Regions from separate parts of the Homo sapiens genome. Here region 2 is linked to region 1. Evidence: read pairs that join two places in POLR2A ChIA-PET (ENCODE). Cell type or tissue: OCI-LY7. All regions are shown on one strand.

Region 1 (5,000 bases):
CTCCCAAGTGACCCCAGCATCTGGAAGACTCAGTGACTGCTGGGTGCAGAAGCGGGGAGTGTGGATTCTGAAGCCAGACTTCCTGGTTGTAAATATTGCATCCGGAGACTTCTACTTCCAGATATAAAAGAGTAAGATGGTCTGGAAATACCCTCCCACCATAAACAGCTAAAGAGCTGGATAGAATACAGGAAACTTTTTTCTTTTTTTTTTTTTTTTGAGACAGATCTTGCTTTGTCAGCCAGGATGGAGTGCAGTGGCACGATCTCAGCTCACTGCAACCTCTACCTTTGGGGTTCAAGTGATTCTCCTGCCTCAGCCTCCCAAGTAGCTGAGATTACAGGTGCCCACCATCACGCCCGGCTAATTTTTGTATTTTTAGCAGAGACGGGGTTTCACCATGTTGGCCAGGCTGGTCTCGAACTCCTGACCTCAGGTGATCCACCTGCCTCAGCCTCCCAAAGTGCTGGGATTACAGGAGTGAGCGACCACGCCCGGCCAGGAAACTATTTAAAACATAGGACAAGAGACATCATAGAACTGTGATCCCTGAGAAGAGAAACAAAATGAGTCTTATTGTCCAGGCTGCTTGGCTGGATTTAATTTATAGGAAGGGAAGCCCAAACAGCCCAGCAATCCTGCTGAGTTGCAGAGACGGAGACTGGTGATCAGGCAGGCCAACATGGCTGGAATTTGGGGGATAGAGTGCCTGAGAGGAGGGAGCTGCAAAGAGAGGGAGGATTCAGAAACCGGTGGTCCCCTTGAGTCTTTGGCTGAATATCAATCTGTGCATGCATGGGGTGAAACTCTGTGGGGCTGGACAAGAGCAACTTTCAAGGAGAAAACAATTCTTAGAGTTGACACAGGGCTGAGAGTCTTTTGAGCTCCCTGCAGCCAGAGTAGAAAGATTTCATTGAATACATGAGACATTCAGTAGAGACCCAAAAGTGTAACATACTAGAAATAGGATTAAGTTAGCCCTAGAATAAAGGCAATGCTAAAGCTGCACTAAAAAAGCTTAAAAACAGGCCTAGAAGTATCAAAGTAATTCACAAGTAACCTAACTAGATTCCAGAAAAAGTTTATAAATACTCTGTAAAAAAATATATTCAGCAATGTAAACAATGTCTGTTATGTAATTTTTTTTTTTTTCTTGAGACAGAGTCTCACTCTGTCACCCAGGCTGGAGTGCAGTGGTGTGATCTTGGCCACTCCCGGGTTCAAGTGATTCTCCCGCCTCAGCTTCCTGAGTAGTTGGGATTACAGGCACCTGCCAGCACGCCTGACTAATGTTTGTATTTTTAGTAGAGATGAGGTTTCACCACGTTGGCAGGTTGGCCTTGAACTCCTGACCTCAGGTGACCTGCCCACCTCGCCCACCCAAGGTGCTGGGATTACAGGCATGAGCCACTGTGCCCGGCCTATTACATAATTTTTTAAAAAAATACCAGGTTGGGCACGGTGGCTCACACCTGTAATCCCAGCATTTTAGGAGGCTGAGGTGGGCGGATTGCTTGAGGCCAGGAGTTCAAGGACAACCTGGCCAACATGGCAATACCCCGTCTCTACTAAAAATACAAAAATTAGCTGGGTGTGATAGCACACGCCTGTGATCCCAGCTACTTGGGAGGCTGAGGCACGAGAATCGTTGGAATCCAGGAGGTGGAGGTCGCAGTGAACCGAGATCACCACTGCACTCTGGCCTGGGCAACAAAGCAAGACTCTTGCCTCAAAAAAAAAGGACCAGGTAAACAAAGGTGCAGGAAAATGTGACCTATAACCAAGAGAAAAATCACTCAATTGAAACAGACCCAGAATTGACATAGATGATGACGGAATTAGCAGACAAGGACATGAAAACAGCTATTATAAATACATTCAGAATGCTCAAGAGTATAAAGAAAAACATGAACGTAATGAAAGGAACAGAAGATATAAAAAGAAGTGAACAGAACTTTTAGAGAATGATATACACATATCTGAAAGAAAAATTTTACTGAAAGGGATTACACAGATTAGACACCGGCAGCAGAAAAGATGAGGGAATTTGGGCCAGGCACAGTAGCTCATGCCTGTAATCCTAGCACACTGGGAGGCCGAGGCAGGAGGATCACTTGAGGCTGGGACTTTGAGATAAGCCTGGTCAACATAGCCAGACCCTGTCTCTACAGAAAAATAAAAAAATTAGATGGGTGTGGTGGTGCCTGCCTACAGTCCCAGCAACTTGAGAGGCTGAGGTGGGAGGATCACTTGAGGCCAGAAGTTTAAGTCTACACTGAGCCTGGTCGTCACTGCACTCTAGTCTGAATGACTAAGTGAGACCTTATCGTTATTTTTTTATTTTATTTATTTATTTATTTTTGAGATAGAGTCTCGCTCTGTCCCAAGCTGAAGCTGGAGTGCAATGGCGCGATCTCGACTCACTGCAACCTCCGCTTCCCGGGTTCAAGCGATTCTCCTGCCTCAGCCTCCTGAATAGCTGGGATTACAGGCACCCGCCACCATGCCCAGATAATTTTTGTATTTTTTGTAGAGATGGGGTTTTGCCACGTTGGCCAGGCTGAGACCTTATCTTTAAAAAAAAAAAAAAAGGCTGGGCGCGGTGGCTCACGCCTGTAATCCCAGCACTTTGGGAGGCCAAGGAGGGAGGATAACCTGAGTTCAGGAGTTTGCGACCAGCCTGACTAACATGGCGAAAACCCTTCTCTACTAGAAATACAAAAATTAGCCAAGTGTGGTGGTGCATGCCTGTAATCCCAGTTACTCAGGAGGCTGAGGCAGGAGAATTGCCTGAACCTGGGAGGTAGAGGTTGCAGTGAGCTCAGATTGTGCCACCGCACTCCAGCCTGGGCAACAGAGTAAGACTTTGTCTCAAAAAAAAAAAAAAAAAAGCCAGGCACAGTGGCTCAGGCCTGTAATTCTAGCACTTTCGGAGGCCGATGGGGGCGGATTGCCTGAGCTCAGGGGTTCTAGACCAGCCTGACCAACATGGAGAAACCCCATCTCTACTAAAAATACAAAATTAGCCGAGCATGGTGGTGCACGCCTGTAATCCCAGCTACTTGGGAGGCTGAGACAGGACAACTGCTTGATCCCAGGAGGTGGAGGTTGCTGTGAGCTGAGATCACGCCACTGCACTCCAGCCTGGGCAACAAGAGTGGAACTCCATCTCAAAAAAAAAAAAAAAAAGATTAGAGAATTTGAAGAACTGCAATAGAATCTATCCAAAATAAAGCACAGAAAGGAAAAAGTGATGAAAATGAGCACAGAGCCTCAATGGCCTGAGAAATAAGTGGCTTTACCTATGTGACTGGAGTTCCAGAAAGAGAGGAGAGAAAGGGATAACCAAAAAAAAGTCTGATGAAGTAATGGCCTACAACTTTTCAAATTTGATGAAAACCATAAACTTGCAGATGTAAGCTCCATAAACCCCAGGTAGGCTAAACACACATATTTATAAAACGCACCAAGACACATTATAATCAATTGCTGAAAACCAGCAATAAAGAGAAACATCTTAAAAGCAGCTAGAAGGGGGGAAACATATTACATTCAGAGAATCAAAGATAACAGTGCCAGTCGACTTCTTGTCAGAGAGTGTGCAAGCCCAAAGATGATGCAACATGCTGAAAGAAAAATCAAAACAAACTGTCAACCTAGAATTCCACAGCAGGCAAAAATATCCCTCAAAGAAGACACACTAACACATTTTTCATACAAAACCAAAGCTGGGAGAATTAATTGCCAGCAGACCCGCACAGCAAGAAATATTAAAGGAAGTTCTGCAGGTAAAAGAAACACAACACCAGATAGAAACGTGGATGTACCAGAAGGGGTGAAGGGCACCCTCTTCAAATGGTAGATTTGTGGGTAAATAGAAAAGATATATTCCTCACTTTCAAATTTCCTTACGAAGCATTTAGTGGTTTGGTTTTGTTTTTGAGACAGGGTCCTGCTCTAGGGTGGAGAGGCGTGAACACAGCTCACTGCAGCCTCAACCTCCTGGACCCAAGCAATTCTCCCACCTCAGCCTCCCACGGAGCTGGGACCACAGGCATGCATCACCATGCCTGGCTAATGTTTCTTAGTTTTTGTAGAGATGAGGTCTCGCTATGTTGGCCAGGCTGGTGTTGGACGCCTGGGTTCAAGGAATCCTCCAGCCTCGGCCTCCCAAAGTGTTGGGATTACAGGCGTGAGCACCACACCCAGCATTTACTATCTAACACACACACACACACACACACACACCCCTAATGTATTGTGGGGTTCATAAGATATGCAGAGCTCAAAGGACGGGAGGGTGAGAGGAACATATCATGTTGTCAAGGTCTTATATCTTACGTGAAATGGTATAATGTTACTTGAAAGTATTTTGTGGCTGGGTGCGGTGGTTTACGCCTGTAATCCCAGCACTTTGGGAGGCCGAGGCAGGAGGATCACGAGGTCAGGAGATCGAGACCATCCTGGCTAACATGGTGAAACCCCGTCTCTACTAAAAATACAAAAAAATTAGCCAGGCGTGGTAGCGGGCGCCTGTGGTCCCAGCTACTCGGGAGGCTGAGGCAGAAGAATGGCATGAACCCGGGAGGCGGAGCTTGCAGTGAGCCGAGATCGCGCCACTGCACTCCAGCCTGGGGGACAGAGCGAGACTCCGTCTCAAAAAAAAAAAAAAAAAGTATTTTGTAATAAATTAAAGATCCATATTGCAAACCCAGAAAACCACTAAGAAAAATAAAACAAAGAAGTACAGTTAACAAGTCAAGAGTAGAGATAAGCAGAATCTTGAAAATCCCAACAGGCCAGGCACAGTGGCTCACGCTGTAATTCCATCACTTTGGGAGGCCAAGGTGGGCAAATTGCTTGAGCTCAGGAGTTTGAGACCAGCCTGGGCAATGAAGTGAGATCCGGTCTCTACAAAAAATTTAAAAAATTAGCTGGGCATGGTAGAGCGCACCTATGGTCCTAGCTACACAGGAGGCTGAGGCAGGAGGATGGCTTGA
Region 2 (5,000 bases), 180 kb after region 1:
CATTTACAACTGGTGAATTTTATTGCATGCAAATTATATCACAATAAAGCTGATTGCAAATAAATAAATAAATAATTACCAGCCAGAATATTCAAGACTCAAGATAGGGCTCTATGGGAGCCAAGAGGAGGTGGATGGGGCAGTGACGGAAGGCTTCTGAGAAGAGGTGATGCCTGAGATAAGACCTGAAGGATAAACAGGAGGCAGGATGGAGAAAGCGTTCCCATGGAAGAAGAGCTTTCACATGGAAGCAGGTGAGAACTGAAAAAAGTTCACTATGTTTTGAACACAGAATGGAGAGTAAGACTATCAAGAAGTGAGTGCAAAGAAAATCAGGGTTCAAAATACAAATCCATTGCTATTCGAAGTACCATGTTGAATAAAACCCACCTGCACCTGAAAAGGCCCAGAGAGAAGGAAACTATGAGACACGACTGGGGATTTTTTTTTTTTTTTTTTTTTTGAGACAGGGTCTCTCTCCTCCCTCTGTCATCCAGGCTGGAGTGCAGTGGCACAATCACAACTCACTGCCACCTCGACCTTCTCCTGCCTCAACCTCCTGAGTAGCTGGGACGACAGGCGTGCACCACCACAACCTGCTAATTTTTGTATTTTGTGGTAGAGACAGGTTTTTGCCATGTTGCACAGCCTGGTCTTGAACTCCTCGGCTTAAGCGATCTACTGGCCTTGATCTCCCAAAGTGCCAAGATTACAGGCATGAGCCACCGCTCTGGGCCAAGACTGGGGATTTCTAATTGGCCTCCTGTCTGCCCCACAGAAAGGTCTCCTTCCTGCCGCCCTTCCCAGAACTTCCTCCCTGCTCTTTTCACATGGGGATGTCTCTCTCCATTAGGAAGCAGCCTCTGCTCTGGACCTATCCCCCAACCCTGCCCACATCTCCAAGAGTTTGTGGGCCCCAGTGAATCCCTCCAACCTGGATTCCATGTGGCCACTGCCCCCTGGTGGCTGAAGTGATGCATGACTAAGGACGAAGGGACACCTCCAAGTCCAGGCCCAGCATGCCCTTCCAGAGGCCAGTCCAAGGCACTCCCACTACTGCCCCCCAAGACACACCCTTGTCCCTGACAGTCTCCTCCTTGCTAAATCCTACAAGCACTTTTCAGTCCTATCTGACTCTCCTCTGCAGCATGCAGCCACAAATATCTTTTCAAAATCCTCTTGGCATCTAAGAAACCTCACTCTCTTGGTTCTCCAGCTCTGTCTGGGCTGCTCTCCCAGGGTGAATCATCCCCTCCCACAACTGCTTTCTCTATGCTGGTAATCCCTAAATTTGTCTCCAGTTTAGCCCTCTCTCCTAAGCTTCACATCAGGATACCCAGCCACCTCCTAGAGGTTCCAAAAATACCTCAAAATCAACATGTCTAATCTAATCATGTCATCTTCTCTACCATGCCCCTAGACCTTGGTTCCCACTCCCCATGGTGATACTCCATCCAATCTAGCATTCAAGTCAGAAAAATTGTCCCTGTCCTTGACACCTTCCTCTTCCTCATATTCACATCCAATCAGGATTGAAATCCCATCCAGTTCATTTACTTCATTAATATTAAAATTTTAAACCATATGAAATTGACAATATCACCCAGCTTTTTCTTACAAAATGGGAATTTCATAGAGTTCAACCGAGTATTTCTCAAATCCATCTCCTCCTCTCTTCCCTGCTCCCAGTGTCCTAGTTCAGGCCTCCACATCTCCTGCTTGGCCCATGAATCTCCTTACTACCTGGCCTCCCAGTCTCCCCTCTTGCCCCCTTTCTAGTCTATCCTCCACACTGGCTACTGGGGTAATGTTTCTACAATATGGCTCTGATCAAATCACTCCCCTGCTTCAAACTCTTACTTCCTGTTGCACACAGGACAAAAGCCAAACTCCTTAGTCAGCTTTTCAGACCCTTCACAGTAACTGGCTCCCCTCCCTCTACAGGGAGCACCACTATGCATCCTGTACTGCAACCACACCAAACCACCACCACTTCCTTGAATCTGCCCTTAACCTCTTGGCCTTTGTACTTGCAGTTCCCTATAACTGGAATGCCCTTCTCACTCTTGTCCCCCTGGCTAACTTCTATTTGACTCCAAGAACCAACTTAAAATCATATGTTAATGTAAACCTCCAGTTCATCCATTCATCCATCCAATACACACAGCTTGAGTATCTATACTTGTATGACCTCCATAGAAGGTACCGGGGACACAAAGGGGAATAGGACACAATTCCTGCCATCAAGAAAGCTCACGGTCCAGTAAGAGACACAAATGCATATATAAATCACAACACTATAGTGTGCTAGGACACAAAACTAGACTGGGAAAATTGAATTTTACTTATTTTTGAGATGCCGTTTCACTCTGTTGCCCAGGTTGGAGTGCAGTGGCACTATTATGGCTCACTGCACACTCGAACTCCTGGGCTCATGTTATCCTCCTGCCTCGGCCGCCCCAGTAGCTGGGACTATAGGTGCGCACAACTACACCCGGCATTTTCTTGAATTTTAAAGGGGACTGGGACGCCGAGGCGGGTGGATCATGAGGTCAGGAGATTGAGACCATCCTGGCTAACACAGTGAAACCCCATCTCTACTGAAAATACAAAAAAAAAAATTAGCCGGGTGTGGTGGCGGGCGTCTGTAGTCCCAGCTACTTGGGAGGCTGAAGCAGGAGAATGGTGTGAACCCGGGAGGCAGAGCTTGCAGTGAGCCGAGATTGCGCCACGGCACTCCAGCCAGGCTACCCTGGCTGGACAGAGCGAGACTCCATCTCAAACAAAAACAAAAACAAAAAAAGAATTTTAAAGGGGAAATAGTCCTTCTGAAGGAGTCATTAAAATTGGAGGGAAGCATGAACAAGAGCACACAGGTGAGGAAGAGTAGGTTGTGTGCAGGGAGGCAGTTGGGATTGCTAAAGCATAAACCATAAGAGAAAAATGCTGCTGGAGAGGCTAGATGGGGCCCAATCATTAAGTATCTTTTGATCTAGGAGGCCATGGGGAGCCGCTGATGGGTTTTCATCAAGAGCAGCTTTGCATTTTTGAGAATATGAATCTGAGAGGACAAGAATGAAAGCAGGAAAAACCAGGAAGCTATTGCAATAGCCTAGGCAAGAGATGCTAATGGCCAGTATTGACATTGGTATCAGGGACATGAAGGAGGCAACAGGTTTAAAAAACCCGGAGGTAACTCAAGTCAGCAGGGCTTTATGTTTGGATATGAGCGTCAGGGAGAGGGTGGTGCCAAGGATGATGCCCACGTTTCTCACTTGGATGCCCGGATGGATGGAGGTGACATTCATTGAGACAGGAGAAAATAGGAGGAGGCACAGAACTTATTCGACAAAGTTCTTTCTTGAACCTCTTATATCTGAGGTGCCTATGAGACATGTCCTGGATCCAGCAAAGAGTTATATTAGTTCTTCAGTCTATATTGGGATACAGTTGTGTGCAGTGTCATAGAGAGAGGTCTCTGGGCTGAAGATCTGGACATCATTAGCATAGAGTTGATAGCTGAAATCACGAGTCGATGATGTCCCTCAAGAAGAATACGCCGAATGTGAAGAGCTCTAAGCCCAGAAAAGAGCCCAGGAGAAGTGCCACATTTCAAAGGTGGGCAGAGGTCAGGTGCAGTGGTTCACGCCTGTAATCCCAGCATTTTGGGAGGCCGAGGCGGGCGGATCACCTGAGGTCAGGAGTTCAACACCAGCCTGGCCAACATGGCGAAACCCCGTCTCTACTAAAAATACAAAAAATTAGTCGGGCGTGGTGGAGGGTGCCTGTAATCCCAGTTACTCAGGAGGCTGAAGCCGAAACAGGAGAATCACTTGAACCCAGGAGGTGGAGGCTACAGTGAGCTGAGATTGTGCACTCCAGCCTAGGTGAGACTCTGTCTCAAAAAAAAAAAAAAAAAAAAACAGGCCAGGTGAGGTGGCTCAAGCTTGTAATCCTAGCACTTCGGGAGGCCAAGGCAGGCAGATCACCTGAGATCAGGAGTTTGAGATCAGCCTGGCAAACATGGTGAAACCCCATCTCTACTAAAACTACAAAAATTAGCTGGGCATGGTGGTGGGCGCCTGTAATCCAAGCTACTTGGGAGGCTGAGGTAGGGAGAATAGCTTGAACCCAGAGGTGGAGGTTGCAGTGAGCCGAGATCATGCCACTGCATTCCGGTCTGACCGACAGAGCGAGACTCCATCACAAAAAAAAAAAAAAAAAAACAGGTGGGCAGAGAAATGAAGTCCCTAAATGGACCACAGAAGAAGCTGTCAGGGAGAAGAGAAGAGAACCATGAGCCTGCTTCATTATGGAGGCTGTGGTAGGCCACCCCTAAGAGGTCCCAGTGACCCCTGCCTCCTGATACTCATGTCCTCGTGTGGTGCCCTCTGCTTGAACGTGGGCTGAACCTTTTGACTTTTTTAAATCATTCTATATTTCATTTCAAAAGTGACTCACTTCTCATGAATAGAATGTGGCAAAAGTGATGGGATATTACTTCTGAGATTAGGTTATAAAAGACTATGGCCTGGTGCAGTGGCTCATGCCTATAATCCCGGCACTTTCGGAGACCAAGGCAGGCAGATCGCTTGAGCTCAGGAGTTCGAGACCAGCCTGGGCAACATAGTGAAACCCCGTCTCTACCAAAAATACAAAAAATTAGCCAGGCGTGGTGGTGCGTGCCTGTGGTCCCAGATACTCAGGAGGCTGAGGTGGGAGGATCACCTAAGTCTGGGAGGCAGAGGTTGCAGTGAGCTGAAACGGTGCCACTGCACTGCAACCTGGGTGACAGAGTGAGACCTTGTCTCCAAAAAAAAAAAAAGAAAAAAAGGGCCGGGTGCAGAGGCTCACGCCTGTAATCCCAACACTTTGGGAGGCCGAGGTGGGTGGATCACCTGAGGTCAGGAGTTTGAGACCAGTATGGCCAACATGGTGAAATCCCATCTCTACTAAAAATACAAAAATTAGCCGGGCGTGGTGGCAGATGCCTGTAATCC

What was found. ChIA-PET counts read pairs that join two places held together with the same protein. Peaks named below come from ENCODE experiments on the same cell type or tissue, not always from the same donor. Only the 100,000 strongest peaks of a DNase experiment are listed, where the experiment ranks them.
Region 2: POLR2A ChIA-PET joins it to region 1 with 6 read pairs; 2 of 35 experiments call an interaction of 5 or more read pairs at or near these places.

The regions. Positions count from the first base shown.
Region 1 is chr19:42,006,895-42,011,894 of GRCh38, forward strand. The region is part of intron 15 of GRIK5 (glutamate ionotropic receptor kainate type subunit 5); the gene reads right to left. Among named protein-coding and RNA genes, the nearest start is that of ATP1A3, 15 kb to the left of the region's middle. In OCI-LY7, no CTCF peak of the experiment used is centred here; no DNase peak of the experiment used is centred here.
Region 2 is chr19:42,183,555-42,188,554 of GRCh38, forward strand. It overlaps a transcript of POU2F2 not described here. Among named protein-coding and RNA genes, the nearest start is that of DEDD2, 32 kb to the right of the region's middle. In OCI-LY7, CTCF peaks have their summits at 964 (motif pointing left) and 1,173; DNase peaks (open chromatin) are centred at 947 and 1,917.